Linked DNA regions of Mus musculus: region 1 is linked to region 2. A link is a loop called in an ENCODE intact Hi-C map of the cell type or tissue named here. Cell type or tissue: heart. All regions are shown on one strand. Each heading gives the region's core, and the rest is flanking DNA. Links, peaks and the distances in the headings are about the cores only.

Region 1 (5,375 bases), core at 301-5,300, 240 kb before region 2:
CAGCAAATGTTCCTAATTACTAAACAGTCTCTGCAGCTTGGATTACCTCCCTAGAGAATACTGCTGCCCACAACCCACTGCGTCTTCTTAGAGTAAGTGACTTAATTAAAACAACCCCCCACAAACATGCCCAGTGTCAACTCAATGTGGACAATTCTTCACTAAAATTCTCAAGGTGATTCTAGGTTGTGTCAAGTTGATGATTAAAAGTAAGCATTATGCATGTGTACACACACACACACACACACACACACAAGAGACATGCATGCAAACACACACACACACACACACAGAGAGAGAGAGAGAGAGAGAGAGAGAGAGAGAGAGAGAGAGAGAGAGAGAGAGAGGCACACATGCCAGGGCACTCTGGTGGAGTCAGCTTGTGAGGCAGAAACGCCAAAAAGCTGCTCATGAGAAATGAATTTCTAGGACTCTCCTCCTGGAGGTCAGGCGAAAGTCATCTCTCCAGTTTGGGTCAGTTTGACAGGTGAAAAGCCTGGAAGCTGTTTCACGAGGATAAGAGTTCCATGGTAATTTCCCTCCCGGAGTTATGGCGTTTTTTTCCCTAACCCATAATAATCAAATTTCCACCACGTTAGTCTAATGTATAGATTCACGTGCACTCTATTAAGCATTACCTTATAGTAAATGCCTTTTAAGATTGTATTCTAACATAGCTAAAGCCTTTTCCCAGTGTTCTTAGATTCCAGATAGCAGCAAGGAGTTTAACCTATTCAGTAACTAATTAAGCTCTACCATAAAACAATAAAGCACTTGCCATTAACTCAGCTGTCTGCAGAAAGAGTCTGGAATTCTCACTGAGATAGAAATTCATATTACAGACTACATTCCATACCAAGAGCAAATTAATATACTATACTGATAAATGAGGATCCTTCAGACAAGATAATTTAACAAGGCCTAGAGAATTTTGGGGGGAGTGATACTATATTATTCTTGAGGCGTGTCAAGAGTTTACAACCCTGGTGCTATTAACACTAAGTGTAAAACTCTTGCCTGGCAGAAGGTGCTAATTTCTAATGTAAACATTTATCTGGTCCCTACAAATTCCCTTTGAGTCACTACCCTTGCATCTGTACTAATCTCTAGTGTTAAACATTTATCTGGTTCCTTTTGAAGTCACTCCTTTTGCACCTGGAAAAATTCAATGTGCCTTATTCTGTTATGATTTGCAATTTACTCTGTATTATAAAAAGTCTGAGGCTCGACTGGAAAATTACATTCAGATCCAACACCACTCTTGCGTGTTTGTCTGTCTGTCACTTCATCCAACTCTTTGCCCATCTGCTTAAGAGAACCCGTTCTATGCAGATTCAGGGACCCAGAGGGTCTGCGGCACACACATACACACCTCTTCCTAATTACCTCTACTCTACTTCATACTGCTTTATCTGCAACCAAGTCAAGAACTCCAGGTTTCCCTGAATGCAGGTCTTTAAGAATTCCTCAGATTACTGCAGGTGGCAGGGTTGGGCTCTGTCTCTTGCCTGGGACTTTGCAACACAGCAAGGCTGCCTGCCAAGCACTGGTTGGCTTAATTGTAGAATCTTGCCTTGTAATTGCCCCCACCCCCAGCCCCCAACACCCTAGACTTTGCCTTGAATCTCAGGCTGTTTCCTTCTTCTCCTTGAAGGAAGGACTAGTGATAGAGTCCCATCTAGGACTGTATTTAGTGAATAATTTTATCCTGAGGGCTCAATCACCACTGCCACTCTAAGGACAAAAGGCAAATTGCTAAAGCCACGCCTGGAGGCACAAACCTGTAATCTCAGCTACATGGATTTCGAGAGCAGAGGATGGCAAGTTCAAAGCCAGCCTGGGGAGCTTTGTGAAACTGTCTGAAAATAAGAAGTAAAAAGATTGAGGAAAGGTGGAAGTCAGTGATTGAATGCTTGTCTGGCCTTGAGTTCCATCACCAGTATGAGAAAGAGAGAGAGAAAAAGAGAGAGAGAGAGAGAGAGAGAGAGAGAGAGAGAGAGAGAGGGAGAGAGAGAGAGAGAGATGCAGAGACAGAGAGAGACAGAGAGAGACAGAGAGAGAGAATGTAAAGGGAGGAAAGAAAGTAGGAAGGAGAGAGGGAACAGGGAGGGAAGAGGAGAGAGATCTGGAGTGGAGAAGAAAAGTAGACAGGGGGGAAAGGGAGATGGGGGAGGGGAAAGATGGGGGAGACAGAGCGGGGAGAAGGGGAGCTGGGTTTTCCCTAGGCTTATCATGTTGCAGCTTTCCTAAATGGACAGCAGAGGGGGCAGTGACCAAATGGTTGTTTGGAGGCTGGGGCTCACTTGCTCCTGTGGCCACTGTTGTGTTGAATTCCTGCCACTAGTGGCAGACCAAGCCTGGAGAGTGTGTGACTCTGAAAGCTTGAAGAGGGGATCCTGTGATGGCCAGCTGGGCCATCAGCCTTCCCAGACTGGCCCTGATACCTCCTGTCTGACCATTCAGACAGAAGGGACAGGAACACTCCAGCTGCTCTTATTGGCTCAGCACAGGGACTGCCTGTTTGAAGTCTCCTCATACCAGAGATGCTCAGACACTACAGCCTAGGCACAGGAAATTGCCAAGTAGGCAACTGGTTCCACCAAGTGTCTCTGGGGCACTAAGAATGCACAGCAAGTAACAGGCATGGCAACTTGGGGTGAGGACTTTAAGATTTATTGACTGATTGATTGATTGATTGATTGTGAGTATACTGTCACTGTCTTCAGACACACCAGAAGAGGGCATCAGATCCCATTACAGGTGGTTGTGGGCCACCATATGGTAGCTGGGAATTGAACTCAGGTCCTCTGGAAGAGCAGTCAGTGCTCTTAACCACTGAGCAATTTCTCCAGCCCCTTGGGGTGGGGGGGTCTTGTGATTCAGAGTGCCCGCTAATACTGGTGTGAACCCAAGTTCCCAGAAAAGGAGAAGAAAAAAAAGCCATACCAAGTTAAATATTTCATAAATCTGATTAACTGCTTAGAATTTGAATGATTTGTGGAGAGTTGGAATGTTACAGGTGAGGAGTCAATTATCTGGAGCTTTAGCTTGCTAACTTTCCATGTATAGCTTATGTATGTGAACAACCTAATGTCTTCATGGCTGTACATAAATCCTTTGGGGATGTACATAAAAGACCTGAGCTTCTGTCAACCCAAAGGCTAAGAATGTCATCAGCGAGCCTCTGAGCTTTCTGTAACCCTCACCGAGTGTGAGTAATGGCTTTCTTTGTCCTGGCACTCTTAAAAACTTCATCACTCACAGTTCCAGGTATCAGTTCATCACTGTGGGGAGTCATGGCAACATGAGACAGCCAGTCACATCCACAGTCAAGAGCAGAAAGGAATGAATTCATGCTTGCTTGCAGTCAGCTCTATTTTCCACACTTACATAGTGCAGAACCACCTATCTAGGGAATGGTGTGCCTCATAATGAGTTGGGTCTTCCCATATCAGTTAACTTAAGACAGTCCCCGATGGACATGCCCACAGGAAAACCCAGTGTAGACAACCCTTCACTGAGACTCTCTTTCCAGGGGATTCTAGTTGTGTTAAGTTCTTAGTTGGAACTAGTGATCACAAACAGCCTCTCCCAAGTCAGCAGAAATAGACAAAAAGTGATGACACCTTCAGATCAAGATAGCAAAATTACCAGATCAGAGAGGACCATGTTTCTGGGAACAGTAGAGCCATTACATGCTCATCCATTCCAGGAATGCTGGTTGTGTGAAATGGTGTGACAGGAGCTCTACCACTTCCTTCTATCATCTTCCTTTGACATCTTACAGTTCCTTGTTTTGTTTCCTGACTCAGAATAGATTCAAGGAGGGAGCAATAGTGGATGGTAAATAGATGCCATTGTCCCCAGCAGTCTCTGACACAGTGGGACAGCCGTGAAAGATGAATGACTCCGCAGAAGGCAGAGTACAGCAACTGGGCTCCCTGGGTAAGGCTGGGCTTGGATTCTAGAGATGTGGAGAGGGGTTTCAGTGGGGCCAGCTTGTTTCTCAGTTTGCCAAGGATCTGGTTGACATTCTGTCCATTCAGATGAGGAACACCTGATACCCAGTGGCACCAGATACTCCTTCAAAGGCTTCAGATTTCAATCACCCTATGTCCTTAAGAAAACTGCAGGTAAAAGGAGTGGGAGAGGACTGGTTTCCTCAGCTGTCTCTGTCCTGTGGAGGGGGGAAAATAAAAGTCTGGATCTAGAAGAGTGAGGGAAGAGGTTCCTCTGGAGGATGGAGGCTGAGGACTGAACTAAAGTCTTAGGGAAGAGAACACTAGGGGTGCTGTGGAGTTGGAGACTGAAAACTACTTCACAGTCCAATGGAGGTGGAAACTGACAACAGGCTCTTGGATCTTGGATCTTGAGGCTATGTAGCCTGAGAGCTAGACTCCTGGGTCCCATAGAAGTAGATGTTAAAGTTTTAGACTACTTGTCTCTACTAAGCAGAGATTATGTGTTTATATTCTTGATATTCTGAAAGTAGGAGCCGAGAGTTTAGATTCCTGGTTCCTTGGATGGCCACATCTAGGAGATTGAACTCCTGGGTCATAGGGAGACAAAAGTTAAAATGGACCTGAAATGTTCAAGGATGAAAAGCTTGGCTCTTAAGTCCTAGGGTGGTTGAGTCTGGAAGGACTGAACTATGTTCTGGAGACGTTCATTTTCCTTGATCCTGGAAAGGTATGAGGCTCTAGACTCCTGGATCCTGGGGTGATTAAGGCTAAAAACCTAGAGTGGTCAGGTCCTGGGTCCTGAAGGAGGACATGCTGAGTTGTTCCTCAGAGATAGTAAGTACTAGAGTTTGAGAGACATAGCCACTGAGGTTTTGGAATCTTGGGTCCTAATAATAATAATAATAATAATAATAATAATAATAATAAAGACTGGACTATAAAACTATGAGATTGTTAAGTCAGAAAAGAATCTTGAGTCCTAGAGGAGTGAAGGTTGGAATACAGGCAAAAACAGATGCCAAGGAGGTGGGAGCTAATGCTGCTGTCTGTGGATCATAGCTGGTCAGGGACAGTGCTGTGATAAACTTCCACCTTCTCTTCTTCAGGGTATCTGTGCCATGGTCTCGGCCCCTTTGTGCTGCAACTGTTCTGCCTCACACTCTCTACTATTCTCCTGCTGGCTATCCTTGTCAAAGGTCAGGCAGGTCTGAGGGTTGGGGGTTCCCTGGTAAGACCCTTCAGCTAGGTTCCAAGGCCCATGAGAGAGGAAGGCTAAATGTTAGGAACTTTTAGAAAATTCAGAGGGCCCTTCCCATGTCTGGTGTAGAGGAGGGTCCTAGTTCTTACCTTGGCCATTCAGTCTTCTCTGAATATCAGATTTATTCATCCTCAAGAGGTTGAACCAGCATCTAG
Region 2 (5,375 bases), core at 99-5,098:
GGATCTCTAATCCTATGCAAGAACCCAAAACACACAATATAACTAAATAAATGCAATATTTAAAAGATAAATGGTGCCTGGGTAACAACACTCCAATCTGTCCTCTGACCTCCACAATCACACACATACATACATTTACACAGAGAGAGACAGAAGGTTGAGAACCACTGGTATAAACCAAACACATATCTTCTTGGCACTGTGTGTATACATTATGTATGTCTCCTATCTGTGCATGGGTGCTGTGTTCCTGGTCTATGCCTCCATAGACACCAAAAGATGAGTCGTCACACCTTCTGTGCAGGAAACACAGCTACAATGATCAAGCCACAGAGGTTTGATCTGCCCCTCACAGTCCTAGCCTTGCCCAGCACTGCGACTGACCATTAGCTGGCTTCCTACACAAAAGTATTGAGGCCACCGACATGGAAAGGAAGGAAGGGAGGGAGGGAGGGAGATAGGATAGGGCTAGGGTGGAGACTTAAATTTATATCTCTGTCCAGGGCTGGACGCCACCACCACCATGAACACTGGTGAATACAACAAGCTGGGCAGTGCAATTGAAGAGGTCTCCAGAGGTAGGAGAAAGAGAATCACCCCATCGTCCTCCATGGGTTCTTCTGTTCTAATGTTTGCAGTTTGGGAGGGCTGGGGAGAAGAAACGGCAAAACCATACAGGAGACACCACTGTATGGACAGAACTGTGGAATGGTGGTGCCCGCAGCACAGGCATGGGGACATCACATCCTGGAGTGAGGACTTCCCAGGGTCCTAAGGGCTGGGTCCTGGGTCCTGGACTGAGAAACAGCATCACCCAAGTCTCCCCCAGAAAACCTGTGTGGGGACAGGTATCACTCCAGCCACAGACACCTTGTTACATAGATTCTGGTTACACTGGCATAAGAATTCTAAGACTGCTAAATATGCAGCTGGAGCCATGGGTCCCTCCATGTGAACTCTTTGGTTGATGGTTTAGTCCCTGGGAGCTCTGGAGGGTCTGGTTGGTTTATATTGTTGTTCTTCCTATGGGGTTGCAAACCCCTTCAGCTCCTTCTTCAGTCCTTCCTCTAACTCCTCCATCGGGATCCCCATGCTCAGTTCCGTGGTTGGCTGCAAGCATCAGCCTCTGTATTTGTCAGGCTCTGGCAGAGCCTCTCAGGAGACAGCTATTTCAAGCTCCTGTCAGCAAGCACTTCTTGGCATCTGCAATAGTGTCTGGGTTTGGTGGCTGCATATGGTAGTCTCTGGATGGCCTTTCTTTCAGTCTGTGTTCCACCTGTGAAGGCTCAGTGCCCCAATGTAGGGGAAGTCTAGGGTGGTGAGGTGGGAGTGGGCAGGTGGGTATGGGAGCACCCTCATAGAAGCAGTGGGGGGTGGAATGAGATGGGAGTTTGTGGAGGGAAACCCAGGAAGGGGGATAATATTTGAAATGTAAAAAAATAAAATAGCCAATTAAAGACTTTTTTAATTTTTAAAATTAAATTTAAAAAAATTCTAACTATGTTGTGTGGTGGTAGGAGGGTACTTAAGCTGTCTGTACCTCTGTCCTGGAGAGAGCCAGAATTTATCTGTGTTCTACTAGGGCAATTGGGACGTTGGGAGTGCTACAAACAAAGACTTTTCTTCCTGGTCTTGGCTCTGCTGGTGGCCACAGTTCTATGGGCTCTCATTCTGAGCACCCTACTGTCCAGTGGTGAGTGATGTATTTTCATGTGTACATGTCTGTGTCTGAGGGTATGCCGCGGGTGTACAAGTGCCCACAGTGGGTAGATGGCATCAGATCCCCTACAGCTGGAGTTGGAGACACTTGTGAGCCATTGCATGTGGGTGCGAGTGCTAAGAACCAAACTCAGGTTCTCTGGAACAGCATCTCTGAACCATCGCTCCACCGGAGTGATCCCTTTACAGGGACAAGTTATGCTGCCTGGCAGGTAAGGCACAAACTTGCTTCCTATGCGGTGCACCACATGGGGTCCTGGATAGCAATGAGTATAAACCATGGTTCCCATGGGTTTCACCAGGTTTGCCTGAGACATCGGAAATCATATGGATTGTATGATATGATTTTTATGTTATGAATGGAAATTCAAAACAGCAAAAAAATTAAAGTTATAAAGTAACAACGAAAATAATTTTATGGTTAGAGGTCACCACAACATAAACTATATTAAAGGGCCACCGCATTAGGAAGGTTGAGGACCACTGGTGCTTGGCACTGTATTATGCATTTTGTATGTCTCCTGTCCATACCCGGACATACCTGTGCCTCCGTGGATAACAACGTACGTGTCCTCACACACTCTGAGCAGGCGGAGGCTTCACAACTCATGCTTGCATCTCTCTGCAGCCTCCAGCAAGCTCAGGGTGCTGCTCAGCCACCAGGACCTGCTGAGGACAAATGGTGCGTGAGGAGCTGCAGCGCAGGGCGGCAGCGCACCCTTGCGGTGGGAGGAGGAACTGCCAGGGAGGAGGACCTGGGTAGTGAATAGCTGAGGCCGCTGCAATCGGGTTGACTGGTTTGTGTGTGGTGGGTGGGGTCTTTCCAGCCTCAGAGCAGAAGATGACGTTGAGTTCCCTGAAGGATGATATCGGAGCCTGCAGGAATTGCTGTAAGAAAGAGGGGTTTGGTGAAAACTTGAAAGTTGAGGGGCTGGGAAATGGGGCAGGTGGTTTGGGAGAGGCAAGTGGGGGCAAGACTGGTTTTTGCCCCATCCCCATATAGGCTCCGTGACAAAAGCGCAGTTGCAAACCACACTGGCGGAGTTTAAGGACATACAAGCAAAGTTGATGGAGCAGGAGAGCATCCTGAAAGAACTGCAAGAGCGTGGTGAGAGCTGAACACAACCCCCTGGTCCCCGACCTTCATCCCTAATCATAGCCACACCGCTTCTTGGTAGTCCAGTCCTGGACCCTCAGGTCTCTGGTGACTGAACCCAGGACTTCGAATGCTAGGTAGGCTTTCCACACCTGAGCCGTGCCCAGACCCTCAAAGCAGGATTCTAAGCAGGTGCTCTACCTTTGAGTCGCTCTCCCAGACCCTTGCTGGGGGATTCTAGGCAGGTACTCTAATACCAACCTTATTACCAGCACTCATTTTATGTTTTGAGACAGGCTCCATTAAGTTACCAAGGATGGTCTTAAACTCTCTGTGTAGTCCAAGTTAGCTTTGACCTTACAATCCTCCTCTACCTCAGCTTTCTGGAGTAACTGAAACCGCCACGTTCAAATTGATGTTATTCTTGACCGTGACACCATGAACTGACCATGGATATATATTTTGACCTATACATAAGTCCCGGTCTTAACCTCAACTATAAATGTCCACTCTTCTGACCTTGTAGTGACCCAGGACTTGGCTAAAGCAAGCAGAGACCGTGAGAACATCCGCAGTGAGCTGTTCCAGGCACTGGAAGCTGTCAAGCGCCAGAACAGTGAGCCAGAGATAGGACGAGGGGTGGGGGAGGAATGGACCCAGCTGAGGGTTTTCAGTGCTTCTCTTTCCACCAGACATTCCCTTGTTTCTCTGGAACCCCACACCATCCGTCAAATTCCAATGGTCCCTTCCTATAACGGTCTATCTCTCTGACCCTCCCCACCCAACAGGCTCCTGTGAGCAGTGCCCACCATCATGGCTACCCTTCCAAGGTTCCTGCTACTATTTCTCTGAGACACAGGCCACATGGGATACAGCACAAAGCTACTGTGGAGGCCAGGGTGCCCATCTGGTGATTGTCAGAGGCCTGAACGAGCAGGTGCTCAGCTGGGACTTGGAAGAGGAGAAGCGGGGTTTGCCTGAACTGGTGTGGCCCAGAACATTTGGCAGACTTGGCCAGCTGATGTGTCTACCCACTCCTTCCAGGGCTTCCTGAGTCAGCACACACGTGGCCGGGGCTATTGGTTGGGTCTGAGGGCAGTTCGCCACCTCAACAAGATTCAAGGCTACCGGTGGGTAGATGGAGCCTCACTCAACTTCAGGTAAGGAGAAGGCCCCATGAAAAATTTGAAGAGGGTTGAGTTAGACCCTGTGGAAAATGCTTTTGGATATCTAAAGACTAAATTCCTGAGAGAAGATTGGTGTTGATGTTTTGGTGCATATGTCACTGCACAGGTCCATTCATGCCCATGCAAAGACTAGGGGGAAACTCTGGGTAGTCTAGTCTATCATTCCTTACCTTACTCCATTAAGACAGGCTCTTTCGGTGAACCTGGATCTAGGTTGACTAACAGTCAGAAAACCTCAGAGGCTCTCCTGTCTCCAAACCTTACCCTGCTTGGGTTATAAACACTTGCACAACCATACAGAGCTTTTTATGTGACTACTTGGGATTTGAACTCAGGTCTTTGTACAACAAAGCATTATAACAAGCATTCTTTTCCACTGAGAAATATCCTCAGCCCCTGAAATAACATTTAAAGAATGGATATGCTAGACCCTGGGAATTAACTAAGGGTTAAATTCTGGGTCCGTACAAATATACACTGCAGATATAAACTCAATGTAGGCATTCAGAATGTCTAGAGCAGAGCCAAGCAAACAAGCAAGGCCTGGGAAAGGAAGCTTGACCCTAGGTCTATCCTCAGTCCCAGTAACACTCCCACTGAACTACCACAGCCACTGGAACTCTGGAGAGCCCAATGATTCCAGAGGACATGAGGACTGTATCATGATGCTGCACTCGGGGCTGTGGAATGATGCACCATGTACCAATGAGAGAGATGGCTGGATCTGTGAGAAGAGGAGCAGTTGCTACTAAGCCTAGCGCCCATTGCCTCGGGGTGAATCAGAAGGGTGGCTCCTATTCCTTGAGCCCACTACCAAGGCTGTTTTTCCTAATGCACCATTAATAAGAGCCACTCAGCCTGACCAGTGCATGCTTTAGTGACCCCAGCTCTAACTCACAAGACAGTTTAAACCTTCCATCTAACCTGTCAGTCTCAAAATCACTGCTCTAAACCCTGATGGTCTGATCCACTGCCTGTTTCCTAGACACAGTGTTGGAGTTGTTCCATCTTCCTGCATCCCCCTATTTTACCCTCTGACTTGGAGATTTCTTCACACACAGAGAGAGCATCAATAAATGTTTGAAAAAGTAACCTATCCTCCAGATCTGTATTGGAAAAGAATGATCTCTGTAACCCACAAAGGAACATACTTTGTAATTTACTTTCCAGGAAGGATGTGCTAGAACCAAAACTGGGCTAGCGACTACTCAGTGGCCTCTGTCTTTTATCTATAATATAAGTGATGACTGCATCTCACCCCATTAGTGGAAGCTCAGTTTTACACTCTGACATGACAACTAATTGGCACAAAGAAGGAGGAGGTTCAGATAATATGGGTCTCTATCAGGCTGATTACCTTTAATACTGAATTT

Evidence for each region. Peaks named below come from ENCODE experiments on the same cell type or tissue, not always from the same donor. Only the 100,000 strongest peaks of a DNase experiment are listed, where the experiment ranks them.
Region 1: it touches region 2 in a loop (9-fold over the local background); 32 of 42 quality-filtered maps call a loop at or near these places.

The regions. Positions count from the first base shown.
Region 1 is chr8:3,953,176-3,958,550 of GRCm38, reverse strand. It overlaps a transcript of Cd209c not described here. Among named protein-coding and RNA genes, the nearest start is that of Cd209c, 9.0 kb to the right of the region's middle. In heart, for the core only: a CTCF peak has its summit at 2,307 (motif pointing right); a DNase peak (open chromatin) is centred at 2,350.
Region 2 is chr8:3,715,794-3,721,168 of GRCm38, reverse strand. It overlaps Clec4g (C-type lectin domain family 4, member g), which reads left to right and starts at 518. Exons shown (of 9, transcript NM_029465.3): 1 at 518-578; 2 at 1,583-1,693; 3 at 2,348-2,401; 4 at 2,547-2,609; 5 at 2,723-2,827; 6 at 3,342-3,431; 7 at 3,604-3,752; 8 at 3,860-3,975; 9 at 4,613-5,098. The coding sequence starts at 524. The coding sequence ends at 4,754. It overlaps Gm16553 (a long non-coding RNA gene), which reads right to left. Exons shown (of 5, transcript XR_003947358.1): 3 at 2,475-2,607; 4 at 2,261-2,385. In heart, for the core only: a CTCF peak has its summit at 2,445; DNase peaks (open chromatin) are centred at 2,438, 3,418 and 3,648; H3K27ac peaks cover 490 bases.